Linked DNA regions of Mus musculus: region 1 is linked to region 2. Evidence: chromatin loops called from intact Hi-C (ENCODE). Cell type or tissue: heart. All regions are shown on one strand. Each heading gives the region's core, and the rest is flanking DNA. Links, peaks and the distances in the headings are about the cores only. Region 1 holds the start of Megf11 (multiple EGF-like-domains 11). Region 2 holds the start of Ints14 (integrator complex subunit 14).

The links. Hi-C counts contacts between places; a loop is a spot of excess contacts. Peaks named below come from ENCODE experiments on the same cell type or tissue, not always from the same donor. Only the 100,000 strongest peaks of a DNase experiment are listed, where the experiment ranks them.
Region 1: it touches region 2 in a loop (4-fold over the local background); 2 of 42 quality-filtered maps call a loop at or near these places.

What each region holds. Positions count from the first base shown.
Region 1 is chr9:64,384,554-64,401,042 of GRCm38, reverse strand. It overlaps Megf11 (multiple EGF-like-domains 11), which reads right to left and starts at 15,417. Exons shown (of 25, transcript NM_001134399.1): 1 at 15,215-15,417. In heart, for the core only: CTCF peaks have their summits at 3,744 (motif pointing right) and 6,695 (motif pointing left); no DNase peak of the experiment used is centred there; H3K27me3 peaks cover 2,272 bases.
Region 2 is chr9:64,950,165-64,965,142 of GRCm38, reverse strand. Ints14 (integrator complex subunit 14) reads right to left here and starts at 4,311. Exons shown (of 13, transcript NM_001077631.2): 1 at 4,205-4,311; 2 at 3,145-3,449; 3 at 540-817. The coding sequence starts at 761. Slc24a1 (solute carrier family 24 (sodium/potassium/calcium exchanger), member 1) reads left to right here and starts at 13,523. Exons shown (of 10, transcript NM_144813.2): 1 at 13,523-13,665. In heart, for the core only: CTCF peaks have their summits at 4,361 and 4,573; a DNase peak (open chromatin) is centred at 4,252; H3K4me3 peaks cover 2,023 bases; H3K27ac peaks cover 1,657 bases.

The DNA of each region.
Region 1 (16,489 bases), core at 3,355-11,354, 570 kb after region 2:
CATCCCCAGCTACACGGTGAGTTCAAGTCCATCCTAGGCTACATCAGACCTCACCCTAAAATATTAAAAAAAAAAATGTTTCGGATGGCCACCACTCACTTGGGCACTGTGCTTTCTGGAGGGCAGGCTGCCTGCCCTCTCTTTCTCCTCCATGGCTTCCCACTGTGACGGTGGGAGGGGACCCACTGCGGAACGATGAGGGGACTGATAAGCCACTCTCCTGTCTGGGTGGGTATAAATCATAGTAGGAGCTTTGAGGCTGATGTCTTCTTTGGCATTCAAAGTGTCATTAATTATACATTAAGTGTTTGAAAGGGAAAGACATCAGTAGCCTATAGGATGTGTTTGCATGGTAATAGAGGATTGATTAGATGCAATATCTATACTGTGGGCTACCGGGATTTGGGTCCCCTAGCTTTGCAGACGCAGTAAATTACAGCTACAAAAATCTCACCCGTGGTAAATTATGGCATCTGAATCGCTGAAGGGATTCTCAGTGCCTGCGAATGAGAGACAGTAGTCACCTGGCCAAGAGCAGGAAGCAAGCATGGCCTCATGCCCGCTGCTGGGAACCTGGTTTCCTGGGTGGGCAGCCCCCCAGCCCAGGCCTGAGCCCTCTGCATCTGCAGGAGCTCCACAGACAAAGCAGGAGCCACTTCCTGAGCCTGGATTCTGCCAACAGCTCAGTCACAATTCCCTCTGGGAGTCAGAGGTTTGAGTAAAAAGAAGATGTGAATGTTGCTTCTTTAACTGAAAGCTGTAGGTCCCCCTTTAATGAGAAGCTGGGGAAGCCTGGAGCAGAGCCGCTCCCACTCCTGGGGAGATGAAGGCTGCCAAAATCCTGCAGTCTGGAGCCCATGCTGGTACCTCCCAGAGGCAGGAGAGATAGGCTTCCACCTGAGAAGCTCTGACAATAATGATAGTATTTGCCCTGTGCCAGGCCGGATGCACACCCGATGTATCGATTAACTGGCTTTACCCTCCAACAACCCTGTATGCCGAGTGATACCATAAACCCCAGACAAGGGCAGGGAAGATGGCTCAGTGGGTAAAAGGATGACTGTGTAAGCATGAAGACCTGAGTTCAGATCTCAGCAGCCAGGTTAAAAAAAAAAAAGTGGGGAAGTGCGTCTGCAATGCCGGCATTGGTGAGGCGGAGACCAGAGGCTCCCCAGAGCCTGCTGGACAGTCGGTCTAGCCAACTGGTGAGTTTCAGTTCATTGAAAGATCCTGCCTCAAAAGATAAGGTGGGGCGTGATTGAGGAAGACCCTCAATGCCCACGTCTTACCTTCTCGTGCATACTCACAACATGCATGCGTACACACACAAAGAAATAAGCAAACAAACCCATGTACAAATGAGGAGACTGAGGCACGGAGCAACATTCCTAAGACATCAATGTTCGGAAGGTGCTTCTGTGGAAACCTTCCCTTGCCTCCTCATTTATAACTGCAGTCCCTCTCCAGCCCACCACTCCTTCTCGCTCTCTCTGCCCCCGGTCTCACTTGCCACCTTGTCATCTGCTAACTTATTTATACTCTAACACACCCACAGGGACCAGGGCGGTGTCTGTGCCCCGTGTGTTGTCATACTGCTTCACCACCAACAGCCCCAGCAGGCACTCAGAAATGACTCCGTGGATGGAATTCTGTTGAATCACTCATCCAAGGTGACCCAGCTTTTGCACGCAGAGCTGGATTCAAATCTAGACACCCTGGTCTCTGACTCAGTAGCCTGCGTGACAGAGCTCACCAGGGAAAACAGCCTTCCCTCTGACTGACATGTGAATGTCGTGGGGTGCCAGCTCACTCTGCAGTGACTGAGGATCCCCTGGCAACAGCAAGCCCGGAGCCTTTCTAGTCCCCCATCCCCCAGCTGAGCTAGGAATAAAGCCAGGACTGGTCGAAATGGCTCCCATCTGACTCTTTGCAAACTAAATCATGCAGACCAGAGAATGAGTGCTTTCCAGATACCCCTCACCTGATCAAGAGATGCTGGTGACCCCGCCTACAAGCAGAGCCCAGCTCCAGCACCTATCCCCAAGAATGAGTGTATCCATTGACTGGTGGGGTGCAAATGAGACCCTGGAGTTGTGTGGCTGGATTTGCTGAGTTCCACCTGCCTCTCGGGTCATCAGCCACTATCTGCATGAAGGCCACAGTCTCAGCTAACACTGCCCCCATCCCAGCATCCCCTGGTAAGCCAGCTTTGGTACAGCCTCCATCAAACTCAAGAACAACAGTGCCCCAGAGCAGGTTTCTTCTCTAGACCCATGGCTTGTCAAATGCCCTTTGCACCCAGAGCCAGCACACACCAGGGGAAGGAGACAGAGCCTCAGTGGTCCTGGCAATATCAGCCAAGGTTCCATCATAGTATATGAGCCAAAGGGACAGTAGATAAGTCCCTCCCCTTCTCGAACACACGGCTATGGAATCATGAAGTGCCACTTGCACATCAGGGCATTCTCGGTCCTCCCGAGATGGGCCTGTCTGCCTTTGCTGGTTTGTATCCTTATCCTGAATTCCTTTTCCTCTCCCTCTCTTTGATCTGAGATAGCAGCCCTGTCCCCAGTAAAGCACCATGTGCGTGCATGTGAGCGCGTGTGCATGTGTGCGTGTGTGTGTGTGTGTGTGTGTGTGTGTGTGTGTGCGCGTGCGCGCGTGCACCTATGTTCATGTGTATACGTGTGAGTATGGAGGACAGAGGTTAGCCTCAGGTATTATCCTCAACCCCTGTCTAGCTTGCTCTTGAGACAGAGTCTCTCACTGAGACCTGGTTCAGTCTCTTCCTGCACAAGCATGAGAATGTGAGTTGAGATTCTCCAGAATCCACATAGAAAGCCAGGCAGAGCAGCTCACCCTTGTAACTCCAGTACTGGGAGGCAAGGACAGGTAGATCCCCAGGGCTCACTGTGAGCTCCAGGTTCAGTGAGAGACCCCGTCTCAAAGATAGATAGATAGATAGATAGATAGACAGACAGACAGACAGACAGACAGACAGACAGACAGAAAAGGTATAGCAGTGATTAAGAACAATACTCAAGCATGTGAACACACACATACATGAACACACACAGCGTTAATGAGAGGCAGAGCCAGGACTGCAATCCACATTCACAGGGGAACACAGCGCCTGGCGCTGGGCTGTGGAGAATATGCTGGTCAGGTGTTGCCTTCCTGAGGAAGCCTTTGGGATGCCGCTTGTGACCTAAGATGGCCAATTATGTGTTAGGGATTTTAAAGGAAAGGAAAAGACACACTTCATCCTCTCTGTGTTCCAGGCTAGCTCAGGCCTATGGCAGCGGGAAAGATCCCCTGCTGTTCCCTTCTGCAGATCTAAGCCCAGGAACTAGAGGAGCAGGGGGCCCCTGCCCAGACCTGCCTTCAGAGACTATCTGTTCTCCCAAAGCCCAGGACCTCCACCTACAGACCCAGGGATTTTACCTGACAGCTGGAAGAGCTGAGAGTAAAGCAATGGTTTCTGGGTGTTTTCTGCTGCCTTCTTTCCCTGAATTCCGTGAAGAAAGTCTGAACCAGAAAAAAAAAAAAAAAAAAAAAAAGGAAAAAAAGGCTAAAAAGGCTTATTATAATGACCTTCAGGAAAAGCACTACATTTTTACCTTGAGAACTGCAGAGCTGAAAGTGAGTCTGTATGGACCATGCAAATGAGATGCAAACACAAATGCAAATGACTTAGGGCTATCCTAGCTGCCACAGTAGCAGCTCTCCCAAGCCCAGGACGCCTCTAGAGGGAGGCAGAGAGAAGAGACAGAGGGCAATTAACAAGTGTCCTGGGGACTCTGAGGCTTGTCTAGAGATGGGAGGAAGAGCAGGGGACATCCTGAAGACCTTAGAGAAGTTGTAGGCCCCAGGGTGCTCTGTGCACTAGGCTACCCAGCCCTGGCAAGATCTGTCCATACTGGGCCTTCAGTGTGTGCAGAAATGTATGCAGACACGAGGGTGCTGACACTCAGAGGCGCAGACAAAAAACAGACCAAAAGTCACACCACGAAGACACACCCCTTTTTATGACACTGCTCGGAAACAGATAAGAGGTACATATTCGTAGAACACACAACACACCAAGAGGCATCAACACCCACAAAGACCCACATACACAGACACAGGGCAGACAGCAGGTCTGTCTGGAAAGAAAGATCCAAGTGACTAAAATACCTGCTTGACCAATATGGCATAGGAACTTGAACCCATAAAGGAGCCATAAGAAGTAAGACTGCTTATTTAATATTCACGGACAAGGAAAAGGAGGAGCCTCCAAAGGGGAGCGGAGCCAGGCATGCTATTGTATGCCTATAACCTGACACTTGGGAGGTGCATGCAGGAAGGCCGGGGCATCAAGGCCAGTCTCCACGGGAGTCTAAAGCCACTCTGGGCTCCATAGGACCCTGTCTCAAAAAAAAAAAAAAAAAAAAAAAAAGCAAAGATGAAGAAGACCTGATACCTCACAAGCAACAGCAAAGAGCAAGAGAAAGGATTAACTATTTCTGCAGTGATGGAGAGCCCAGGCTTGGTATGTGCCCTCTACGCTGAAGCTCACCACAGCCCAAGACAGATTTCTTTTTTGAGAGATAAAGACTTTCCAAGGCTGACCTCAAACTTGAGAACTTGAGATCCTCCTGCCTCAGCCTTCTGGGTGCTGTGATGACAGAAGGTTATCAGTATGCCCAACCTAAGATACTGTAGTTTTTATGGGATTTTTGGGGGTTTTTTGGCTGGTTGGTTGGTTGGTGGTGGTGGTTGTTGTTGTTGTTGTTGTTGAGACAGGGTCCCATGTAGCCCAGGCTAGCTTCCAACTCACTTGTAAGCCCAATCCTTCTTCTTCTACTTCCCATGTGCTGAGATTACAGGTATGCCCACAACCCCTGGTATTATGCATGTCTAGAGATTGAATCTAGAGCTTCATGCATGCTAGGCCAGCACTTTCCTACTGGTCCATATGTAGCCTCAGCTCAAGCCCCCACCCTTACCCCCATTTTCAATGATGTCACATGCTATAGCATTTCTCTCTGTCCAGCTGCCCCGGAACTTTCCCAGTCCTAAAGGGATTGGGGACACCTTGCAGTCCCTTGCCTGGCAGCCTGGCCAGCGGGCTTTCACCCCACCTGGTCCTTGGAGGCACTTGGGCCTTTTTCCCCATCCTGCATCGTCTCTCGGCTGAGAGTGCTCATTAATTCTGCTCTGTGGCTAATCTAATTTGGAAGTCTGAGGGAGGAGAGGATGGAAGTCTGAGGGAGGAGAGGAATGATTTCCAAATGGGATACAAGACAGGGTTTTTAGAAGCCACCTGTCCCTGGGTGACTGTTCACAGAAGAGAATGACTCTCTCCCCAAAAGTATACAAACTTGAAATGCCACCCAGCCCACTCACTCCACCACACACAAAAAGAAATGTGCTTTTCAGAGAAAAGAATGAATAAGCTTTCTTGCTTCCTGCACAAAGCATGGAGTCAGTCTGAGAAGTCACCACCCCTCCAGGTCTCTGTGTCCCTAGTTACCTATGAAAGGCAGAACAAGCCAACTTCCTGACATTCACCCCATGATGTCCCCCGGAACGGTGACCTGTCCCTGGTGACTCACTGCTCATGCCTGAGTGGAAGGGCAGCTGAGGCCTGGTCTCCAGTCAAAGGAGCAAGACAAGCTCAGAAAAAGACCCAGAGTGAAGCTCACCCACCACCCCGAGCCCCAAGCTCGGCTACCCAGGACCCTTTCCATCTGCCCTGTAACTGCTTTAGGTGAGAAGAGAGCCCAGAATGGAAGGGGCAGCCTTAAAACACGAGGCCTGATTATCAGCGTGCACCCGAGGGGCTGCAAAATGCCAGCTTGCTGGCTCTGAGTGTAGTTCAGAGCCTCAGACTCCCTTTCCAAATTAATATTCATGGGGCTGGCATGCCATTTATTTGCATATGTAGATTATTGCTCATCCTCTGCAGGAAAGAAAAAGTTTGGGGGTGTTTATATTTATTGTATTTATTTTAAGCTCTGGTGATAAAGCAGACGGGTCAGGCAGGGGAAGGGCAGGTTGCTGGGGCAGGAAAATAGATCCTAGAGATAGGATCCGCCAAACCAACTCCAAAGCAGTCTGTGGAAGGCATCCCATGAAGCCCTTCCCTCAGAAGGCCCTAGAAGGTCACCATTTGAGATAGGCATCCAGTTGGGGCCTGTCACTTGAACTTTCCAAGACCCTGCTTCTTTTATTCAAATGTGTTCTCATGTTTGCACGTGCCTGGGGACTAGGTGTTGAGTGTTAAACCTTGTTTAAGGAGGAAGCCCAGGTTTAGAGCCTACATGCAATACAAGTTCTTACTAAGCTGTGGTGCCCTAAGGAGGTTCTAGCCCACTCCCTCCTCTGCTAAACACCTTACGTGCCTGGTACCTCAGAGGAGCTCCCACCCTGCCCACTGTCATCTGAAGCCATCAGCGACTCTGAGAACCTTTATTCAGTCTTCTCCTGGTCCACTGGCCTCACCCCCTTTTCTTTGTCAAATAAAGTGTTCAGCGGAAAGCTGGCAGTCTGAAGTAAGTTGTTCAAAGTTCTGGGGATTTGCAAAAGCAACAAAGCAGTGTGAGACCAGAAACCAGCAGACCAGGAATGGCAAGAATGTCCACAAGATACTTAAGTATAAATAGATGAAGGCCAGCCCTGTGCTGCCCCCAGCGCCCCCTGCTGGCCACCTCTGCTCCCTGAACCCTTGCAAGACAGTTACAAGGTAACTGTCAACTGCCTAAAGTAATGTTCCACATACGGGAAGCATTCATTAAAATTAGTCCCTTCAATTGAGGTTGAGTGAAAAAAAAAACAGGCTTTTTTTTTTCAGGGAAATAATCTATTTCTCTGGTTTATGAATTCAATAAACACCCGCTGAGAGCAGGCCTGGTGATGCATGCCTGTAATCCCAGCACTCAGGAAGATCAAGAGTTCAAGGTCATCTGTGGCTACACAGCTAGTTCAAGGCCAGTCTGTGCAGTGTTAGACCCTGTCTCAAGAAATTAACAAATATCCATTGAACTGTCCTGTATTGTATGCACAAGGCCCTGGTTCAACCACCACTACTACCACCACCACCACCTAATGGCCGCAGTGCTAGCCACAAATAAGGGCCCAGCCTATCTCATCGAGGATCTCAATGGGTTTAGGATCCAACTGGGAGAGATGAGGAGCACCCTGAAATAATGCTGAATAACGACACTAGCGGTGTCCTATTAAACATGGAATTCATGGTGTGAGCAGTAATTGCTACAGTTCAGGGAAGGGGAGGTCAATACTTGGAGATCACCGTGGGCACCAGCACTTAGGGAAGCTCTAATGAGGATACAGATTGAAGCAAGCCTTAAAGGGAGGGCTACTTCAGAAAACCCAGAGAAGGGCAGGACTTACTGCCATGGCAAAGAGGCCTAGGGGTAAGGTGAGGAGAAGCCCAGAGGTGAGGTGGGTAGAGACCTAGCAGGGGAGGGAGGAGAGGGGAACAGGTGAGGTGAGAAGAGAGAAGAGGCTTAGCAGGGGAGGAGGGAAGAGGCTTAGCAGGGGAGAAAAAGATAAGATGAAGGCAGACTGTGAAAAGCCCAAATATCTACGTGGGGAGCTTATGCCTCATTTCATGAATGAAAGGTTCATGCTTTGGAAAGATCTCAAAGGAAAAAAAAAAGATAGAAAATCCCCCCAGCTGCTTGACAGTGGCCCCAGAGCTACACAATGGGCTCACAGTGTGGATTCTGAACCCACAGCCACTTCTGCACTGACATCCACTCCGTCTCCTTAACAAAGTCCCTCAGACTGTTCTAGAGAGCACACTAGTCTCTGCACGGCAAGATGACAGAGCAGGAGGCTGGGTGTCATCACCCAGAATGCCACCGGAGTTTTCTCAGGCCAGGGAGCTATGTCCGAGGAAAACAGTAAAGATAGAGGTTGTGCTTAGACATTGGGAAGAGAGCATAGGAGTCATGGGGTTAGCAAAAGGCTCTAAGTTGGTCCAAGCACTGAGAATATGGAGACATCTGAGAAATGGATGCCATCAAAAGTCATGATGGTTGCTAGGCATCAAATATTGCTAATATTACCTAAGCCAGGTCACATATACTCCTGGAATCCCAGCACTCAGGAGGATGTAACTGGAGAACTGACAGTTCAAGGTCATCCTCATCCACCAGTGAATCTGAGGCCAGCCTGGGCTACCTGAGTCTCCATGTCAAAAATGCACACCCCAAACCCCCACAGTGAAGAGAAGGATGATGATGGTGGTGGTGGTGGTGGTGATGATGATGATATAATGCTGAGACATGGCCTAAGAGGTCAATACTGAGAACCAGCTAGCACTGAAGCCAGGAGTCCAGCATTGTGAGGGAGCAACAGGAGCGGCCTCTGATCCACAATGGCGATACCTACCCCACAGGTACCATCAACCACTATCCTGGGTTTGTGGCTCAGTGGGTAGAGCACTCGCCCAACATGAAAGAAGTCCTGGGTTGAGTCCCCAAACCACTTAAACCCAATGAGATGATACATGCCTGTAATCCCAGCACTCAGGAGGTGGAGGTGGGAGGATTCAAAGGTCAAGGTCCTCCTCAGTTACACAGGGAATCTGGGATGTATAAAACCCTGTCTCAAGGCAGTTTCTGTGGTTGCACAGGAAGATCCTATTTTAGCCTGATTTGTTGTATCCCACCATTGAAAAAGAGCAAAGCAGGCAGACAGAGCTTTCAACCTTCCTTGGCTTCAGCGCCAGGGTCTTGGAATGTGCCCTGATTACTACCACCTCTAGGAAGCCTGTCGTGACTGCTGTGCCTCCCTCTGATGGCATGGTTTTCCTCTATGGTTGCTTTTCTGGCCATCTTGCCTCCTCTACCTCTGCCTCTGCCTCCTGAATATCTATGATGGCGATGGTAGAATCCACAAACATCTCCTGAATTTGGTTATATATTCCCTGATGTTCAAAAAGTCAAATCTTCAAACCCTCCATTTGCCTTGTATTGGTCAAATGTAGTCATTGGGCTAACTCAGATTTATCTTCCTAATTAATCCCATTATATAGATGAGTAACCGAGGCACAAAAGGTTAAAATACTTTGCCCAGAGTCATGAGGTTGCTGGGATTTGAACTCACGACCTTTGGAAGAGCAGAGTAGAGAGGACTCAAACCTGGGTCTTTTTTTTTATAAAGATTTATTCATTATATGTAAGTACACTGTAGCTGTCTTCAGATACCCCAGAAGAGGGCATCAGATCTCATTACGGATGGTTGTAAACCATCGTGCGGTTGCTGGGATTTGAACTCATGACCTTTGGAAGAGCAGTCAGTGCTCTTAACCACTGAGCCATCTCTCCAGCCCCCAAACCCGGGTCTTAAACTCTCTGTAGCTTGATGCTTTTGATCCTGTCCAATTTTGTTCCTTTCTGAGACTCCATAGCCCATCAAGATTGTTCTAGACCAACTGTAAACATCTCTTCCCCTTGCCTCTGCTTAGGGCAGGCATGGCACTGAACTCACAAGTTCAGCCAAGAAGACAAGAGGCAAAGTTTAATCAGAGCCTGGGGAAAGGCTCCCTTCTGTGTCTTTTCTGCCACTGTACATGATTTTGAGGACTTGGAACCACTGCAGCCATTTTGTGACCTTGAGAACAAAGGATGAAAAGTATCTGAATCTTCGATGATGTAGCCAAGCCACTGAAAGAAACAACCTTGGAGCAGGAAATAGCCTAGACCTCTTGTTATAGGAGATACCAAGTCCCTTATTGTTCCTGCTAGGAGAGTTCAGGTCTTCTGTTGCTTGCTGTTCTGACACCCTCTCCAGTCAAGGGCTCTTGTCTCTATAGCTACCTGAGCTGTTACGGATGATAAATGAGATATATTAGTCCTACTCCCCACCCTCACTGAGCCTACCCCAAGGTTGGGCGTTCAATAAAGATTCGATCTATATTTGATCTTGAGTCTCCCCTCCCTCGCCATCTCTAACAGGATCATTTTTCCCTTTTCTGAGCCTGGCTAATCCCAAGTTTCTGCCTCACATTCTGACAGTGGTCTTACCATAACTGACCACTGGTCGGTCCTTCTTCCTCTTCCTCCACCTTCAAGGATCAAGATACATGCAAGGTACTCACACTGGCCCCAAAAGGCCATCAGCACAAATTCGAATTCCTAAATATTTGTTCTTGGAAACGTCTTTCTCAATTAGATCTCACCCAAATGTTTGACTCGGGCTGAATAAATTCCAGCCTCGTGCTCCAGAACGACATGTTGTGGCTGCATAATTACTGCAGCTAGCTTTATTTGTTATAAAAAAAATAAAGAAAGAAATAAACATGGATTGCTGTTCCTTCTCGACTGTAAAATAATCAATAAATAGAATCCAGATGAAAAATACCAGCATTTAGGGAGAACAATTCTGTTATGATTCTTTTCTTTGGGGCCTAATTAACACACATGGTAGATGGGCCCCATCAGTGAGTGGAAGAGGCTCCCCCTCCTGCTGAGATACTGCTCCAACTCACAGACAGACAGACAGACAGACAGACAGACAGAAGGTGTCAACAAACAGCATGTGCTGCAGACTCCTCAAAGCCTTGTTCTGTTCCAACAGGCAGTTTCTTGCTTTCTTTCTTTCTTTTTTCTTTCTTTTTTCTTTCTTTCTTTTTTTTTTTTTTCCTTTGTTCCCTAAGAACACCTTGCAAGGCAACTGTCAAATAAAGCCCAGTTAGTTCAGTATCAGGAGAAGCATCTTTCGGACTCTCGCCTGTCTTTCCTTCCTCCCTTCCTTCTTTTCCTTCCGTCTTTCTTGTATTCTTTCCACCTTCCCTTGCTTCCTTGACGTTGAGACAGGTTTTCACATACATAGCTCAGGTTCTCCTTGAACTTGCAGCTTAGTGAAAGATGACCTTGAACTCCTGATCCTCCTGCCTCCACCCTTGTTTTGCTGAAATTGGAGGCCTGTGCCACCACACCCGGGTTGTTCAGCGCTGAGATTCCAACAAGCTTTGGCAAGCATTCTGCCTTTGCCTCCCCAATCCACTGCCTTCCTTTTAGATGAAGAAGACACACCTTTCTGAACAATGGTCACCCTGGCCATGCAAGTTTCATAAGGGGCTCCGGGAGTGGATGGCACCTTCTCAATTATAACACCACTCTAATAAACCCCCACAGAGCCACAGGGCACAGAGTCTGCAGCCAACACATGACACCTATTTATTCCCTAATTACATGACAATATATTCTCTGTGTGTGTGCTGATGAAGATAAAATATTCTTTTAATTCAACGGCCACCTGGGGAGTGGGGGGATGGGACCGCATATAAGAGTGTCCTGGGAGTCCCTGGTGCTAAATCACAGCCTTGTCCCAGCTCCCCCCACCCCCAGCCACTCCAGTAGAGTCTCCAAGAAAATCAGTCCCTTTCCTCTGTTGTCCACACCTAAAGTGTGGTTCTCACAGTGAGAGCATCAGCATGGTGGAAAGCTGGAAAGAAAGGGCAATTAGCAAGGCCACCCCAGGCCCACTGAATCACGCCACTGAGGGTGAGTCCATGGAGCTGGGCTGCTCTAAGCCCTCCCCCCCCCCACCCCCTGCAGAAACATGACGCCTTCAGCCTTCCAGACAGACAGAAGGGCTCCAGTTGTTATGCGTATTTATTTTATGTGTTTGTATGTGTGCATTTGCACATGTGGGTGCATGAATGCAGGCAGAGGGCTGGGGCCAACCTCAGGTGTCATCCTCAAGAGGTGTCCACTTTGTTTTTGAGGCTGGGTCTCTCATTAGAACCTGGGACTCATCCATTAGGCTAAACTGTCTGTCTGTCAGTCTGTCTATCTGGTGAGTTCCAGCACTGGGATTACAAAGGGCATATCACCATACTCAGCCTTTCATGAGGGTTCTGGGTGGGACTCAAACTCAGGTGCTCTTGCTTGCACAGTAAGCACTTTACTGAGTCATCCCCCAGTTCAGGAGATCAGCACTTTAACTTGAATGGGACTCGTCAGGGACACCTGAATTCTGGGTCCCCTAGACTGCACAGTTGTCCCAGTCTACAGACCCGAGGTTCCACTTATCAGTCTGTACAGTGGGGCTCTAGAGCTTACCAGGCAGCTGTTGGTGCTGGAGTTTCAGAGGTACATAGTCACCTGGCAGCAGTCTCTATGGAGACCTAGCAAGATCACAGTTGCCGACATGCTTCTGCTCCCTCCTGCCATGCTCTGACCAGCAGAAACTCTTCAGGCTGCTCTCCAGTGCCACATACAAATAACGTCAGCAATACAGCTGTCCTGGATCACCCCTGAAAACCAGCTGACACTCCAAACTTCAGGGCCAACTGTTTCAGATCTTGTCACTCCTTGAGGTGAGGCTGGGGTCATTTGTTACATTGCCAACCGTTCTTCAGAGGTCTTTATGTGTTTATGTGCCTTGTCCTTGAAACTAGACTGTAAGCATAGGAGGGTAGGACCTGGGGTGTCGGCATAGTAAGCTGGGGACCATGCTTGGCTGAGTCCCTGGGCCCAAGGAGTTGCTGCAGAGCTAAGGGTTGACCAGATGTCCCTAGGAGGGGAAAGGCCCAGTTCATACAAAGCCTAGAATACCCAAGCACCTAGAATCTACTACACTTGTCTGTTTATGTATGTGTTTAGGGAGAGAGGGTGCATGCCACAGCAAGCATGTGAAGGCAGGAGGACAAATTTTGTGGGAATCAGCTCTCTCCTCCCACCACGTGAGTCTCCAGGATTGAACTCATGTTGTCAGGCTTGGCCGCAAGCACCCTTACTGGGCTGGACCATCTCATTTGCCAGCACCTGCTTTCTATAAGTGAGGCTTGGCAGAAGCAAAGGAATGCGTGAAGCCTCCGTGAAACCTAGGAAGCTTGCGGGGGGGGGGGGGGAAACAAGCAGGAGAGAGGGGGGTAACAGCTTCCGCAGCTTCCACAGCCATCTCCCTGGCCCTAGGGTCACTGACTTCTGCCTTCAGAGACAACTGCTAACCTTCCCCTTCCACAGAGGTTGTGGACCTGTAGGCCAAGTGCTGAACTTGAGTTCTCCTTGACCCACACCGTTTCACTGCCTGAGGTTAGCAGTGAAACCTTGGCTTGGGAAATCTTTCTCTTCCCGTAGTAGTGCGTGAGGCTCACTCTAGATCCTGTGGGAATGGTTTCAGCTGAGAGTGCCTGCCGGACTCTGCTACACAGCAACCCCTGTTGTGCCCTCCACGTGTGCCCCACAGGCCACCGGAGAGGCAGGTCCGTGGCATCTTAAAGCAGACAGGCAAAGCACAAACTTGGCATACAGTAGACATGGCTCCTCTTGGGAGATGCTGGTTACCCACGGTGTCCTGCCTCTAACCTTCCAACCTCCTGGCCCTCCAGCCTTTTCATCATTCAATGGCCTAACACTAAGAAAGTGGAAATCAACGGGGGAAATCAGGAAAGGTGCCCAGCCCTTAGGCAGGAAGACTTCCCTTAGTCAGCTCTAAGGGAGTCCCTTCACTTCTTTGGGCTTCAGTAGGCTGATCTGCAGAATGGGAGGAAAGGGAAGGACTGCAGTTACAGGCTTCAATTTTCTAGGGGCTTAAACAATGTGTGAGCAACAGCAAGAGCCCGGTGCTTGGTGCACACCGCAGGAAAAGCCGCCAAAGAAACAGGTTAAGCTTCACATCCTAGGCTGGGCGTTAATGTCAATGCTCTGGGACACTGAACCCAACCTTCAGGGAGGGGGCGATGGCCCGTAGATGATCCTCTCTGCAAAGAACTCCAGCTTTTTTGCTACTTCTAAACCTCCGCTAAGCCTCACAAAAGATCTTTTCGGCTTGCAGTCCAACAAAGACCGAACGCTGGAAAGAGATGAGGGTCGGCGAATCCAGCCACTGGACTCCCGGAGCCAAAACACTATCGGGGCAGGCTCGGGACGGTCCCGGCAGCCTGCCGCGCGCCACCACCTGGTCAGGACATTAACCCCAGTTTCCCCCAGGACAGTGATGGGCGCAGATGCGCTGGGCACAAGTATCCTTGCCACAGAGAGCTGGGAAGGCGGGGAGCCCTAACCTCCTGGTAAGCATCCTCCAACCTGCGGGAGGCCCTGCTGTATAGGCTCCCGGAGGGACCAGGCGTGGGAGAATCTGATCCCAGTCACTTGGACCGGTTTTTCTCGAGAGCATCACCAGCCCGGAAAGAGGCCGGCTGGCCTCGCAGCAGGCACTCACGGGGACGGATTCTGAGACGCGACGACAGTGGGATGGAGCGTGGGAGGCAGTTCCAGGAAAAAGCATCTGGGGTTCGAGGGCTCTGGGGCCCGCCAGGCGGAGACCCAGAGCTCCCAGACTACAGACCGATCGTGACTCCGTCCCACTCGCAACCTTGGTCCCGGGAAGGAACGGTTTTACCTATTTTTCAAGTCTTTTTTTTTTCCTCCTAAAAATTAAAAGACTAAATCAAGTCTTAGGGGAAGGTGCCTGCGCAGGGCTGCCACCAGGACCACTGTGTGCCCAGCTACAACACTACCGCCCGCGTTTGGGAGAGAAGTTAGGAAGTTCGGGACAGCCGCCCACGAGCGCAGGAAGAGGGACTCGCTTCTCTTTTAACTTTGGGTGTTGGGGTCTCCGCCGAGGGTCGGAGGTATGTAGCCAGGGGCGACCCGCAGGACTGCAGGGCGTCCGGGATTCCCTCAGTGAAAGTGGGTAGACAGGATCAGGAGGAAAAAAAGAGAGTGAGTCCACGTTGCGCGTGGCACCGGCTGGGCTTGGGCTCCGCGGGGACCTGCGCGCGGCCCCGCAGCTCTGCGTCGGGACCCGGGTCGGAAGGACGCGGTGCGGGGCGAAGGTCCCGCACATCTAGAATGGCTCTCGGCCGGGAGACCCCAGATTCGCGCAGAGCTGGCAGGTTCCTTCTTCCGGACACCCGCACCGCGACTCTCGGGTCTTCCCCCGCACGTGGAGACGCGGCGGCCGCTGCGTCCTGACTGCGGCCAGAGGACGCGCGCCTGGCCCAGCCGAGGCTCTCTACGTCTCGCATAGACCCCCGGGCGCTCCCGCAAGCCCAGCCATCCACCTTCTGCCCCTCGCCAAACTCGCCTTCTAGAGCCGGGACCTGGCCACGGAGGACCCACGGAGCTGGTGGAAAGTTAGTCGCGACGCTGCAAAGCCCCCTCCCCTGAACTGGAACCCACACCCCGACCCAATGCACCCACAGTGCTCCGAGGCTCCGGGTCCCCGCGGACCCCACCCAACCATCTACCTGCTTCCGTGGCGCGCCCCGGGCTTGGGCCAGCCAGTCGCGCGGTCCTATACCCCGGAGCCGGAGCGGCTTCAGGTCCCCAGGCAGGAGAGGGAGCTGCGAACCGCCCCGAGCCGGGCAGCCGGCTCCGGGCACTGAGAACGAGTGAGCAAGCAGGAGGCTGGAGCCGCTGCGACTGCTGCCACGGCAGCCCCCACCCCCCTGCGTCCCTCGGCCCCTCCCTCTTCCCTCCTCCCTCCGCTCTCCCTCTCCCTCCCACCTCTTTTCAGACCCTGCGATCGCGCGCATTCCCTCGCTCTTTTTCCTAGCTTTCTCTCTGCCGGTTGCCTTCTTTAATTCCCTCTGTTCTCTTCTCACTTCCCTACTCTGCATCCACCCGTTATCGTTCTTTTACCGTTTTTCCCCCGCTCTCTCTTTTCTGTATCTCTTCCTTTTAACCCCTCGCGACTCCCTTCTCCCTCCCCCCCCCCTTTTTTTTTTCCTTCTGACCGACCGATTAGCGTGGCCTCTGCACCTGTTCTTTGTAGAAGCTCTGGCTGGCGAAGCTAGCCCAGGATGGAAGGGGACCAGGAATATGCCCCAAACTGAGCTTTTAACAAGCTGAGTACAGATAGATACCCAGGGAAAGCTAGAAAAGCAAAGAACTCAGTGTGCAGAACAAGCTGAGCTGCACCAGGTAAAGTGCAGACAGCCAGGCCCCAGAGTAAGAACTTGCCATGCTGTGGTCAACTCCAAAGGCTGGACTGCTGTGGTCAACTCCAAAGGCTGGACTTAAACCAGCGGGGCTTCTTGTAGACTTCAAGGTCTTCGAACAGGGGATGAGATGGGGGGTGGGGGGGGGCAGAGGAGGGTGCATGTTAATGATAGGGTGTCAGAGGCCTGGCACTGCACCCAGAGCCACCTGGAAGTCTTCAGTCAGGTGACACTTTAGACTACACCTCGTGTGCTTGTAAGTGGGTCCTAGCCAGGTGGTGGGAACACCTGCTGGTCACCCCTACTCCTTTCCAAGATATGAGGGGCTCACTCCTGCTTCCCTGTTTGCCAGAGGTGGGGGTGGTGGGGTGTTTCCTTCCCTTGAAGTGAGGTGGGGTCCCACACTTGGGAAAGGTGTCCTGCACCCGGAGGGAGAATTTTGCCACTAGAACAGGCAGATTGTCTGTGGCTTTGGGACAAGCCACTCGACCCAGGCTCCCGTGCAGCCTGAGGATCCAGCTCTTTCCCCAGGAGTGTACTCCCTGTCATCTGTCCATTTCAGCCCAGTGGGGTTTGGAGAAA
Region 2 (14,978 bases), core at 1-8,000:
CAAATCAGTTATTTGTCAGGATAAACATAATTTAAAATGTTTACAACAATGATTGATTTAAAAAAAAAAAGGACGGGTTATTTTCCAGTTTCCTAAGTTGTGTGGGAAACTTTGCTTCCTGCCGGGCAGTGGTTACACACGCCTTTAATCCCAGCACTGGGGAGGCAGAGGCAGGCAGATTTCTGAGATCGAGGCCAGCCTGGTCTACAGAGTGAGTTCCAGGACAGCCAGGACTACACAGAGAGACCCTGTCCTGAAAAAACCAGAAAGGAGTGGAGTTTAAACATAAAGATGCTGGATTTTAGCATTCAGATTGCAGAAGACCAAGAGAGGAAAATACAGCAACATCCTTATCTCATGGCTCTGCCAGAAGAAAGCCAAGACCTTGTGAATCTTGTTTTGTTATAGATTGTATACCTACGCTCTTTGAAACAATTCCAAGTTCTAAAATTGTACTGATTTTAGCAATCATAACACTGTTTTTCTCCCAGTCCATTTGAGCTCCTTCAATATCCACAATAGCTTATTCCTATGCGTACCTGCAGGGTGTTGTAGTCTCTCGTAAAGGGGACCATCAGCTCCCACAGTGACGAAAACACCACCAGCGCTGTGAATTCAAGCTTGTAATTTGTGGCCATGTGTTCAAATAGCATCGTCAGGCCATGGGCAGCCAGGTGCTTCCGCTGGTATTCCTCAGAGCCCTCGACAGACACAGGTCGGGTCATGGACAGGGACACATCCATTACCACCACAGTGGGCATGATGGACAATTCTAGCACTCCCTCTCAGCACACAGCCAGCTACAACCAGAGAAATGCTGTGGAAGAGAAATAAGAGTTTACATATCCTGGGAAGGAAGGGTTTTTTCCTTATGTATAAGAGTACACTGTAGCTGTCTTCAGACACACCAGAAGAGGGCATCAGATCCCATTACAGATGTTGTGAGCCACCATGTGGTTGCTGGGATTTGAACTCAGGACCTCTGGAAGAGCAGTCAGTGCTCTTAACCACTGAGCCATCTCTCCAGCCCCAATTTCTTTTTTCTCAACCACAGTTTAAACCACTTTCCCAGAACTATGTGGTGGTGAGCACCACAGAATTACAGGAGAAGGAAAACACAAAGCCTAGTTGACCATGAGGGCCTCTCCTAGACACACCCACTAACCAGCATAAACCAAGAACATTACATTCAATTCATTAAATTCTTTGACTATGGAGCTTCCACTTTACACAACTCCTACTTCAACTCCTTAACAATTTACTGAAGAACAACCTAGCCAGTATATGGTATGTACTACCTGACAACTGCTAACTTTTTTGCCAGTGTCTTGATGAATATTGTTTCATATTTAAAATGAAATAAGATTCAGTATGGAGAAAACATATCTTCTTTTCTCAAGAATAAAGTTCCCAGATACTCAGATCTGCTCATGTGGGTTGAGACTGTTGGTCCTCTATTCATCTGCAGAGTCAATAACATTTTATAGAGCTATAAATAAAGGACACAGATTATATATAAAGAATGAGTAAAAAAAAAAAAAAGCACTTCACAATATGCGTATGTGTATGTGTGTACAGGCTGCATGCGAATTCATATAAATCACATTGTAGGCCAGGCAAGGTAGCATATGCCTTTAATCCAAGTACCCAAGACACAGATTTGTGAATTCAAGGCCAGTTTGGATTTCATAGTGAGCGCTAAGATAGCCAAGGCTATATAGTAAGACTCTGTCTCAAAAAACAGAGGTGCATGCCTATAATCTCTGCCCTAGCAAGGTGGAGAGTCAGCCCAAGGTCATTCCTAGCTATGTAAGGTGTTTGAGGCCAGTCTGAGCTATATGAAACCCTGTCTCAAAGGACCAAAATAGGAAAAAAAAAATCACATTGCATACATCATCTAGAATTAGGGTAGATGCAACAGATTCAAAATGTAGTGTTCTCTAATTTAACAACAGGCACTGCCCTTCAGTACATGTCCAACTGTAACTGTGTGACAGTCTGCAATTCCTTTGTAAGTAGGTTGTTGGGAACTCAGCACATACTAGTTCATGGCAACAATGTTATATGTAAGAGCAGATCAAACAGGAAAAGCCTTTTTTTTAACCACATATTGGCCATAGATACATCTCACATATTGTAACAGCTCATGTATCAAATACCAATGAAGTTAACCCAGAGAAAAAAGTTTTACTTTTCAGACTCTCTTTACCAGTCCAAAATGTTAGACAGTAGGAAAGAAAATTAAAAGAAAATTTCATTTTTTATTCAGTGTATGTATCTGTGTGAGCGCCTGCCATACATGAGCAGGTGCCCTCAGAGGCCAGAAGAGGGTGTTAGAGTCCCTAGAGTTGGACAGGTGGTTGTGAGCTGCCTAATGTGGGTGCTGGGAACTCAACTCAGGGTCTCCAGAAGTGCTCTTAACCACGGAACCACTCCAGCCCCTAAGGAAAAATTAAATATGTATCCCTCTCTCTGTCTCATTAAACAATGTGTTAAACATATTCACTCTTCTGGGAGATGACATGACCTCACCACCCCCGACACCCCCCACCCCCAAGCATTACTGCCCTGTTTTGCTACATACTAGCATTTTCCTAGGTCCATGCTGCCTAGGAAAAGTGAGTTCAGAACTGTATTAAATGAGGTCACTAAGGGCAAGGATCACAATAAGAGTTTGCTTCATATTGGGCAGTGGTGGCGCACACTTTTAATCCCAGCACTCGGGAGGCAGAGGCAGGCGGATTTCTGAGATCGAGGCCAGCCTGGTCTACAGGGTGAGTTCCAGGACAGTCAGGGCTACACAGAGAAACCCTGTCCCGAAAAACCAAAAAAAAAATAAAAAAATAATAAAATTTTAAAAAGACTTTGCTTCCTAATGTCTACTCAGGTTTACATCTGGCACACAGCAGGTGCTCATCAAAATCTCAACATAACCAATGAACTACCCCTAATACAACATACATTAATTCATTAGGAAAATACATTGTAAATTTTAACTCTGTACACAAAAATACACTTTCTTATTTAAGCAGAGCCACCAGGGAGTCCTGCACTTCTGCTCAGGTGCAGTTTATCCAGCTCTTGTGGGTCACATTTATGCACGGAAGCCTTTATGGTTTTTAAAGCTGATGATCACGCCCTCACCTCTTAAGAGATTGAGAAACAGTTTTCTGGATCAAGTACCAACAAGCACTTCCAGTCCATGAAATTGCTGCTAGCACTGCAATGGGTGACCGCAGCTGTCAGTCTGGCCTTCTCTGAAGACACCTGAGAAGCTGGCTCTTTCTCCTGACTGATGCATTTGTGTCAGGGCCCGAGTGCACTTCCTCAGCCGTGGCCGACTTGTGGCAATCCAATTTTGTTTTTGGGTTGTAAGCACTGGGATAAACGAAAGAATGGAACGTCCCTGAAGGCTGTTTCACTCAAGCAGTCTGGGCTTAGCCACAAAACTGAAAAATAAAAGATCTCTCATTAGTAGATAACACGATGTATTTCTCACTTGGGCTGACTCTGATCAAATTTCCCCACACCGCCCTCAGCCTTTCCAATTGGTACCATTTTACAATGTTTCAGATAACCAAGGGTTTTCTTTCTCCTGGACAGTCTACTCCTGATGATACATCCTCGCCACATGACTGCTCTAAAAGCCATCAATTACATTTATAGTTCTACTCTGAAGGGGATCATTAGCCCATTCATAGCAATTTGACGCTCAGGAATCTCTCAAAGCTCCACTTCAGTTTCTAAGTGCATACACGTCGGCTTTTCTGTCGCTCTGGCTTGCCCTACGAATTCCTCTAAATTCTCAGATGATTAATATCTGAATGGGTAGCCTGAAGTGCAGCAGAGTTCACTTAAGACTGCAACTGAAGAATAGACCTTTACCTTTAAAACGAGCCCAAAACATTTGTTGTATGGAACTCTCGGGGAAAGAGGGGACGGAAGTCTCAGGGTCCAGGGACGGAAGACTCTCAGGGGAGGAAGAAACACGGCCCCAAGCGCGGAATCCTGCTGCTTACAAGACCCGGGCCACACAGAGGGCAGGCCTGTCGCAGGCCCTGGAGCCAGCGCCCCTGAGACCGCCACCCTACGCGGGCCTCAGAGAAGGTCCGCCGCCCGCCCTGTGTTGTTCCTTCCACTCCTTCCCCTGTAACCCCAACCGCCATCGAAACACAGCCCTCAACAGGCACATTCCCTGACTTACCCGGAGCCCATCTCCAGCCTCTGTCCGTCCGCTTAAACCTTCCGTCCGCGCGCCATAGCCGGAACTTAAGGGCCGTGCGACATAAGGGAACCCGGAGGCAGCGAATAGCGTGGGCTGGGCGGGGCTTCCAGCCCACGGGCGCTGGGTTGTGGCTCTCCCGGGACGCTAGGGGGTGCTCCTCCTCTGTCTCTTGCCCACGGAGCCCCAATTTCCTCCCAGGCTGAGCCCTGCGGGGGGTTTCTGGCCCTTCCCCCTTTGTCTTACCCCATTCTGGGTGCCTCCCTCCATTTATCTCTGCTTTGCCTTTTTATTAACCTGTAGACCCCTGGCCAGTGTCTAACATTTCTGTCATTGCTTTTCTTCTTCAGAATTCTCAGTCACACCGACAGAACAGTAGGATGCTCTTCCTACTCTTAAAAAACTGTAATCCCCGGCTGAGTGCTCAGACTGTAAGCACCTGGCTGCCCTGAGTCTAAGTTGCATTGAGATCTTAGTACCACGTTATTTCCCTACCCTGACTTTGAGACCGGCAGAAGCGTGACTCAGTTATTGCTTTTGTGCCTGAGATGTGCTGAAGGTTTTGCTTTTAGGATTCCATGTAAGGCTTTGAGGGTCCCTGCCTGCTTCTCTCCACCAGGTGTCCCTAGCATAGCATATGCCTCAGGGAGTTCCTGGGCGGGGATGAGAGGGTGAGGTGGGCAAAAGGTGACTTGCTAACCCTGTGGGCTGTAGGGGCCTGGAGAATGTCAGTTAGTAGTAGGCCTCAACGGATGCTAACAGAACGCTGGGTAGTTATGGTTCAAAGACCAATACTTCACAACAGCAATTACAAGTGAGAACACAGAGCTCCCTGTAAAGTCTTAGGCATATGGCTTTCTTTAAGCTTATGGGTTGCAAGCGGGATAAGGAAGGGAAACTCTTAGAACTGACTTACCACAACTTGCTCCGTGGGAAAGTGTTTGTTGTTCTTTAATGTTTCCTCTTTCTATTAGAGGTGGCAGAGAAAGCCAACACTAGACTCTGGGGAACCAATATCAAGGCCGCATGGCCTGTAGACTTAGCTTTTGTTTGCTGCAGGACATCTTTCTCCAACCAGGCTAGTTTCAATATTTCAAAAGACCTTGCTATGTTTGAACAGTTATGGGGCTCTAGGTAAGTAAGAATATATAGCCTGATTACTTAGCCGTAATGGGAGAGATCTGGCCAAGACTATGCAGACAGAGGAGTTATCTGTCTAGTTGCTCTATTGTGGTGATGATTCAGCCATGGATTGCTGTTCTAGGCCAGCTTAGATACATGGTCTGGTTTATGACCTTAAAGACTAAACTTAAGTTAATTAGTTTGCTCATTTTTAATGATCTGATAGGTGTTCAGATTTGTTGTCGTCGTCCTCGTTCTGCTGAACAGCTGGCTTTTCGGTGACGTAGAAAGGAATAAGTCTTTTTTTTTTTTTTTTTCTTTTTTGGTTTGGTTTTTTGAGACAGGATTTCTCTGTGTAGTCCTGGCTGTCCTGGAACTCACTTTGTAGACCAGGCTGGCCTCGAACTCAGAAATTTGCCTGCCTCTCCCTCCCGAGTGCTGGGATTAAAGGCGTGTGCCACCACGCCCAGCAAGTCATTTTGTTAAAACTGATGATAAAAGACAGAACCATCGAGAGGGGACCTCATGATTGGCTCCAAATCAGAAGTTTGTTCAATGACGATAAAGTCAGAACATCAATGACAAGAGACAGAGTAATTCAAAGGAGATGGCTTTCAAGCCTTAACTTTCCCATCCAAAGGATCCCGTGTCCACATGTTCCCACACGTACTTTAAAGGAAACCAATAAATAACATCGCTTTGTAATATCTCACCTCTTATTTCCTGACTTAAAATAGTGAACTGCTGTGACACAGGCTTTGAAAAGGTGGAGTGGTTTGGCCATAGTGTGCTTGTAAAATGGAGGTTAGTGACAAATGTGAGCCCCTCTCAGGGGTTCACAGGGAGTTCTAGATACCCAGTTTTTGGGAGGCACTTGTTGAAAATGTAGTTTCTTTCCTGTGCCTCGTGAGCTGAACTGGAATTTTATGGCTTTTTGAATAAGTCCCCAAGATGAGATGTTTCATCTACAGACAGGAAGGGTAAGTAGTGAAGACAGAAAAAGTGCAAAGAAAGGAAGAGAGGGGGAGCCATGGGCTCATTTCCCTTTTCCACTCTTCCCCCGCTCTTACACACCAGTGCTGGCCCTTAGCCCTCATCATCCTTCCCGCTGCATCTAGCCTGGCCCTGACCAACTCTTTTTTTTTTTAAAAGAGGTTCTTGTTTTCTTGTTTTTTATTTATTTATTTATTATATGTAAATACACTGTAGCTGTCTTCAGACACACCAGAAGAGGGAGTCAGATCTTATTACGGATGGTTGTGAGCCACCATGTGGTTGTTGGGATTTGAACTCTGGACCTTTGGAAGAGCAGTCGGATGCTCTTACCCACTGAGCCATCTCACCAGCCTCCTGAACAACCCTTAATTCTTGCCCAAGTTCCACCCTCTCCCCTTCTGCCCTACCAGTTCTTCATCACACTGTTTCCACCGAAGTAGAAATCTAGGGAAATCTGAGATATGACCTTCTCTTTAAAAACAAAAAAACCAACAACAACAAAATAAAAATGTCAAGAAATTTTCTGGAGGTGGAGATGTAGCTCAATGGTAGAGTGCTTGCTTAGTGTGCTCAGAGTCCGGGGTCCCATGCCCTGCATGAATAAGGCTTGGTGGTACTCTCCTGCAATCCCAGCACTCAGGAAGTGGAGGCAAGAAGATCAGAAATTCAACTACAGATGGACTTCATTAACTTCAGAGACAGTCTGTCTGTCTGGTCTACATGAAACCCCATCTTAAAAAAAAAAAAAAAAAGCCAGCATGGCGCTGCACACACCTTTAATCCCAGCACCTGGGAGGTAGAACCCACAGATTCTGGTTTCCAGGATGGCCTAATTTACATGTTGAGTCCAGGGATACACAGTGAGACCCCTCCCCTAGGCCCCCCAAAAGGAAAAGACCACAGAGTAACACACACAAAGATGGAGGAATGGCAGAGCAAATCACCAGTCAACTGTTAAGTCTTCAATCTTATTTCATTTACAGCCTACTTCTTCCCAGCATAATATTTTGGCGGAGATCCCAGACAACTAACATTTTATCCAGAAACATTTTGATATATAGCTCTAGATATAAGAATTATGACTGGCCGAACAGTAGTGGTGCAAGCCTTTAATCCCAACACTTGGGAGGTAGAGGCAGGTAGATTTCTGAGTTCGAGGCCAGCCTGGTCTACAGAGTGAATTCCAGGACAGCCAGGGTTATACAGAGAAACCGTGTCTTGAAAAAACAAAGCGCAAAAAAAAAAAAAAAAAAAAAAAAAAAAAAAAACAACAACAAAAAGAATTGTGTCTGTTTTATCATTTTCATGTGTACATGTGTGTGTGCTGTGTATGCATGAATATATGTTCTTATGAGTGCATGTGGAATTGAAGCCCAAGGGTGATGTCAGGAATCTTCTTCAGTCACTCTCCACCTTATTCTTTTTGAGGCATAGTCTCTCAGTCAAGCACAGAGCTCCCAATTTGGTTCACCAGCCAGGCAGTTTGCTCAAGAGATCCCATCTCCATCTTACAGAGGAGAGACAAGGCTGCAGAAACTGGCAGAGTGTGTCAGATCCGCTGGGACTGGAGTTACAGGTGGTGACGACCTGCCATCTGCAAGAATAGCCAGTGCTCGTAACTGCTGAGCCGTCCCTCCAAATCCCCCCCACATAAGAACTTTTTCGTTAAAAAAAAAAATCATACTTATACTGCTGCTATCAAATTAAAAATAATTAACAATAAACCTTTATTATCCTCCTGTTAGCTTTCAAAAATCCAGTAATCTCATGCACTCCACTTTTTAAATGTTTTGTTTCTTTGGATCATTGAAATCTAACATTGAAATCTTGGTGTGCATGATGTATGTACATATGTGGAGTGTACATGGGATGTCTTCCTCAGTTTCTCTTCATGTAATGTTTTTGAGATGGTGTGACTCACTGAGCCTAGAGCTCACTGCTTGGCAAGACTGAGCTCCCATAAGACATTTACCCATCTCTCCAGTTCTGGAGTCACACACTTGTGTTGCCACATTGTATTTTTATATTGCTGATGGGGATCCAAGTCTGGGTCTTCATGTTTGTGCACAAGCACATCGCAGCCATCCACCCAGCCCCCAAACCTGGAAATTATTGCTATGCCTCTGAAGACTCTAAGCCAGGCTCCGCCTCTGTGTCTCTTTTCCCCAGCAGTGTGCTTCACGAAGAGACTGTGGCCTCTTTCTTTAATTGCTCTCAATCCTCTTTCAGTCTTTCTCGGAGCATTTGAGAAACTGACAAAGCTGCTCTCTATTCTAAAGCCACAGACAGGCTCACTGAACAAAGAGACGCTTTTATACATTTCCAGTTCCAGAGAACTTCTTTACTTCGCAAACAGGACCTTGCCTTATCCACCACCGGACAAGCCCCGCCCCTGCCCCGACAAGCCCCGCCCCGCCAGTTTCCTGTGACGCTAGATATGGAAAGAAGACAGGCAGAAAGTAAAGGGGTCCTTTTGTGGGGGCAGAGGAAAATTGGAGATTGCCACATTTCTGTAAGAAAAAGAACTGAATCTCTTTCTTCAGGACATTATGTTTTTTGAAAAGTATCTTAAAGGTCCTTATGATCTTGGCTCCTCTTCACCTAGTCACTCTGGCTACTCAGTCTTGTGAAACCTTAGTAGCATCTTTTTTCTTTTCTTTTTTTTTTTTTTTTTTCTCTTCCCCGAGACAGTGTTTCTCTGTATAGCCCTGGCTGTCCTGGAACTCACTCTGTAGACCCAGCTGGCCTCGAACTCAGAAATCTGCCTGCCTCTGCCTCCCAAGCGCTGGGATTAAAAACATGCACCACCACTGCCCAACTCCTTAGTAGCATCTTTAAAAGTACATAAGGCAAAATAAGGAGCCGGATAGATGGCTCAGGGGAGAAGAGCCCGGGCTGCTCTTCCAGAGGACTAAGGTTCAGTTCCCAGTACTCTCCTCAGGTAGCTCACAACCTCCTGTGTATGCAACGTCCGAAGCCCATCAATCACTAATTAAGAAAATGCCCTACAGGCTTGCCTACAGCTAGATCTTACGGAGGCATTTTCTCAGTTGGGGCCCCCTCATGATTCTAGTTTGTGTCAAGTTGACATAAAAGTAGCCAGCACACCGTGTTTTTACACTTTAGTTTTTGTGGGTCAGTGAGATGATAGGTAAAAGGCTCTTGTCGCAGGGCGGTGGTGGCGCACGCCTTTAATCCCAGCACTTGGGAGGCAGAGGCAGGCGGATTTCTGAGTTCGTGGCCAGCCTGGTCTACAAAGTGAGTTCCAGGACAGTCAGGGCTATACAGAGAAACCCTGTCTCAAAAAAAACAAAAAAAAACAAAAACAAAACAAAAACAATCAAACAAACAAACAAAAAAAAAACCAAAAAACCCAACAACAACAACAAAAAGGCTCTTGTCATTAAGGCCAGAAACCTGAGTCCAATCCTAGGAACCCTGTGGTGAAAGGAGAGAGCCGACTCCCACAAGTTGTCCTCTGACCTCCACAGATACACTGTGACACTCTTGTGTCACAAATTAATACATGCAATAATAAAAAATTTACATTTTATTTACTTATTTAAATTTATGTAGGTGTAATTATGTGTATATGTCTATGGGTGTGGGTACATGTATGTGCTACAAAGGCCAGAGGAGATGCCCATGGAGCTAGGGCTACAGGTAGTTGATAACCAGCTACAGCATAGTTGCTTGCAAACGAACTCAGGTATCTGTGAAAGTAGTGCTCACGCTAAACCGGTGAGCCATTTCTCCATCCCCATTTAAAATCCTTACACACAATAACATAAAACTAAAAAGCCACAGGCTGGAGGCTGTGCAGTTACAGTGCCTGACTGATGTGTGTACATTTCCATAGCTCCTCTTACTGTAGTGTGGAGCAATCCCGAGGGGACTCTTGCCTTCCTGGTCCTATGAGCGAGGAGCCCGAGGATATAAGACTCTAGGAGACTCATTCTTGGTCAGACTCACTACTTTATTAGCAGTTACACAGGGCCCCATGTAAAAGTTTCTTAATACCTCTGAGTGGTTGGCACTGGGGCATCTCTCAGTGTGCCATTCATTCTCTGGGCAGCCACATTCCTGGGAATCTCCACTAATACCTGCTACAGCTGGTAGAAGGAATTCTTCTTGCCCAGGTCTGAAGGCATCTGAATTGTAGTTCTTGATGAATTGTATCCACTCTCCACAGGGAAATTAATTGATTATGCAGTTGGAATTTGTCTTACTTTTCTATTGCTGCAAAGACACCATGACTTATAAAAGAGCTTATTGGGGGCTTACAGTTCCAGAGGGTTGGTTAGAGTCCATGACAATCATGGCAGGGACCGTAGCAGCAGGAAAGCAGGCAGGCATGGTGCTGGAGCAGTAGCTGAGAGCATAGATCCATATGCAAGAGGCAGGGGGGTGGGGAGGGGACTAGAAATGTTATTGGCTTTTTAAACCTTTAAGCTCCACCCCCTTCCTCAGTGGCACACATCCTCTGACAAGGCCACACCTTCTAATCCTTCCTAAACAATTCCACCAACTGAGGACCAAGCATTCAAATACATGCGCCTATGGGGGCCACTCTCATTCAAATCACAGTAGCAATTCCCGAGGTAGGCTCAGCAATAGGTAAATAACCCTGTGCACAAACCCTCCACATCAGATCCAGAGGGTAGGAAAGGACAAGGAGAAGCCCCCGTGCTATCCTGCCAAGCCTTGGAGCCCTGGCTTGCAGTGAGTTTGTTGTGAGGTCAGAGCCCTTGTCTGTCCTGCCACCCTGTTCCAGAGGAGAGGATAAAATGTATCGTAGAGAAGGGGGGATGAACTTCCCTTCCCTCCTGCCCTTTCTTTGCCCACTGAAAGCCCATAAAGTCTTTGAGCATCATTCTTCTCTCTGTGTAGGTCAGGCCTCCAAGCCCCACCTCAGCCTTCCACATCCTATGATAACTTTTTTTTTTTTGAGATAGGTTATCACTATGTGACCCAGGTTGGCCTTTAATTCACTGTGTAACCAAAGCTGACTTCAAACTCCTGATCTGCCTGCCTTCACCTCCCTAGTTCTGGAATCATAGGCATGCACCTGGCTGGATATACTTTTTTCTTTTTTTTTTTTCAGCCTCAAAATCAATATGTTGAGCGGCAGGCATTGCTCTGAGCTCTGGGGATTTAGCAAAAGACAAACCAGTCGAGGTCCTGTCCTCTTAGAGCTCCTGGGTCAGTAAGAGAGTCAGAGGCAGGCATTGATTAGACTCACAAGTACACAATACACAGAGTTGTCATGATGTCTGTGTGGGGAATCTGCTGCCCTCTCTGACATCTGTCTACAGTCCCAGCAGCTGGTAGCGTATGGCCCCTATCAGCAAAGCAACACAACTGCAGTGCCAGGCACCGTTAACACGCCTCACATAGAAATTGCTTAATTCTCAGGACAACCCTGTCAACCCGGTAGTGTCAATATCTCCCTCCTCCTACAGACCAGAGTGCTACTTACTTATATCTCTGCTCAGAGAAGTCAGTCCGGGCTCTCAGGACTACTGCACACGATGCTTGCATTCCTAGGCGAACTGCAAACTCTCCTACATTCCACTGGTGCTTCAATTTCATGAGGAAAGGACAAAGGAACTAGAGTCATTTCTATCAAGTAAAATGTAGGTTAGATACTAGCAAGAGGTGGTTAACATTATTAAGGATACGAGAGAAAGGGATCTTTCTTCTTCTCTGAATGCTCTGCACTACGTAAATAACACTTTAAAACAGAAATAAAGAGAACTCGCATTGTCAGTTGTGTTGTTCCCTTCTCCGTCTCTGGGGGCCAGACAGAATGTTGAAGAAAGGAAAAGAAAATGAACCTGGTTCTGCTGGAGACAGCATAAAAGCAAAACCGGGTGTCACTGCGGGACAGAGGTCTATCTCGCTCTTCCACCAGCTATGGTGCCCCTGCAGGGTTTGGCAGAGGAAGCAAATTACCTGTCCTTTTTCTAGGATACTCGGGATGACATGGGGCAGACTCGAGGCTGGGAGAGATTACCTGCTATGTCAGATTAAAGCAGCAGCCACTCATGTACATGTGGGATACAAGGAAAGGAGGGGCAGGCAGCTTGTAAGCACTAGACAGAGTTAGAGGAGCAGGCACACACCTGTTCTCTCAGTGTCTCAGATTCATCTGACTCTGTCTAGTGCTTGACATAGCTGCAGGGCACAGGACCCAAACTGCCACAGTGATCAGTGATGTATTTATAAAAAGATAAAGAGAGGAGGGAATATATTTAGTGGAGGCGTAGTCAGGTGTGAGGGAAGGGGGTGCCTTGGTAGGGACCAGCCACACGGCATTGGTTTAGTAACAGAATAGAGTTTATTCAGGGCATGGGGAGGGGGATTAAGAAGGTAGTAGAGGTGGAGAAAGGGAGGGGGAAGGGAAAGGGAGAGGGAAAGGAAGAGAGAAGATGAATAGATAAGTAGAGACCAGCCATGAGCACGTGGGGTGGAGAGGGGGGAGAGGGGGACAGAGCGTGAGCAGGGAGGCAAGAGCAAGAGAGAGCAGAGGGGGCAAGCAGCTCCTTTTATAGTGAGTCAGGCATACCTGGCTGTTGCCAGGTAACTGTGGGGCGGAGCTTAGACAAAATGCTAACAAGGCTAGAGCTTCGAGAGGCTCAGGAGCCAGCATCTTCAGTATCTTGTGATGTCCCAGCGTGATTCCCTAAGGGTTTTCTTTTGGCTTAATAAAACACATTCCAAAATGCTTTCACATTTGCTGAATATTTTCCTCCCGGGCCCTCAGTTTCAACTTGATTTTCATACTCACCCTACATCTAGGTGGAACGGGTGTTACTGTCTCCACATTTACACTTATGGTTAGACTCCCACGGTAGCTAGTGGAGCCTGGTGCTGATGTCTTTTGATCGCTTAAGCCCCACGTACTTTCTCTTGGTTTCTCAGAGCTTTCTGCTTCTGTCTATGTCTTTCCTCCCGTCTAAGCATGGAAGCCCTAAATGGCCTACAATTCCTATAGCTTAGTTGCAAATTTGAGAAGTTCCCCCACTGACTCTGGTGGAGGTGGTCTATTCTGTGTCCCTGGTGAAAAGTCTACCCCCTCGGGTTTGTTATGGGGCCCAGAACTTGTACAATGCCCCGTAAGCTTCTTAGAGGAGGCGGGTATTAGGCAGGATTGGATCTGCGTCCCCTGACATGCCCTTCATACCCTTGAATTAGGATTCCTAAGGGAGCCGGCAGGAGGAGAATGGGGTGTTCCTTGTGGTTCCACTTCACACCTACTCTTCGAGACCCCGGATTCTGACAAGTTTCCCGAACTTGGAAGACCCAGATGTCAAGGTCTGAAGGTAAATGATGTGTTTAGGCAGGATGGTTCAGCCAGGCTCAGCTCTCCTCCCCTCTCGCAGGGGAAGGAGAGAGACCCTCTAGAATTCCTGTAGGAGGTGCACGTGGGCTGCATTCCACCAGGGGCAGGGTGCTGGGAGAAGATGGGAGAGGCCAGGGTAACCAAGGGCAAAGGAGGAAGCTCACTTATTCCCACTCCTTTGATGATTCTGCTCTGATATTCTAGGCCGGCACATTGGCGCTCCCAGTTAGTGTGGTTTACAGAAAGCCTGGGAGACTCGCTGGAGGCTCGTGTCTGGATCCCTTGGAGCTGTGTGAAGTTAAAGGAAGCACACCTGTTCTCCTCTCAGGGACTCCGTGCCTCTCCCGGGAGTTACTGGAGAGATCTATGTGTTACTCGGCCCGTTCCTGAGATATGACTATCCTATGAAAAGCCAGGCATCTTTAAATAATTGTTGTATAATATCTTTAGATATGGAGATTTAATGGATATTTGCCAAATCTGGGCCTCAAGGCTCTTTATAAAACAAGGGTTCTTTGAGGGTCTTTCCTCCCGCATCTATAAAACTAAATCCCAGTGACTCTGAGTCTGTCTAATGCTTTTTCATTGACTTTATGTGTGTTTAGTCTTTCAGAATTCTTGTAACTCAATGTCATTACTACTTATATGGGTAATATTCATACAAATAAATCAAATTTAAATGTGCTGGGATATAGTCTAATTGGTACAGTGCTCACCCAGCATACACAAAATTCTGGGTTCAATTCCCAGACATTGCACAAAGTCGACATGGTGGCACGAGCTTATCCCAACACTTGGGAGATGAAGGCAGGAGGATGAAAGGTTCTAGGTCATCCTTGCCTGCACACTGTGTTCAAAGCCAGCCTGTGCTACCTGAAACCCTGCCTCGAAATTTACATTTAGATTATTACAGCATACACATGGTAAAACAATCTAGTCAAATGTACAGTGAAAATGAAGCCTCCCTGACCAGTGCTCCTCAGTTTCCCTGCCCCAGACATCCTTCCAGAGTTTGGTTTTGCATAACCAACAACACCCATGCCATGGTGGAGGCAGTAAGGTTAGCCTGCTCGGACGACACAGCTGGTAGGCAGTAGAGCTGAGAGTCCTGGCCTTTGGCTCCATTTCTCATTTTCCTTCTACCGACCCATACCATTCAATAAGAAGTCCTGTGTCCTCTCTGGATGAGACAGGACAAGAATTTCAAAAGAGTCTAAAACAAACCCCAGCTTCCAACAGCAAAAACTAGCTCACATGAGCAGGCAGAGTCTCACTTAGCTAATGTCCTCAGAG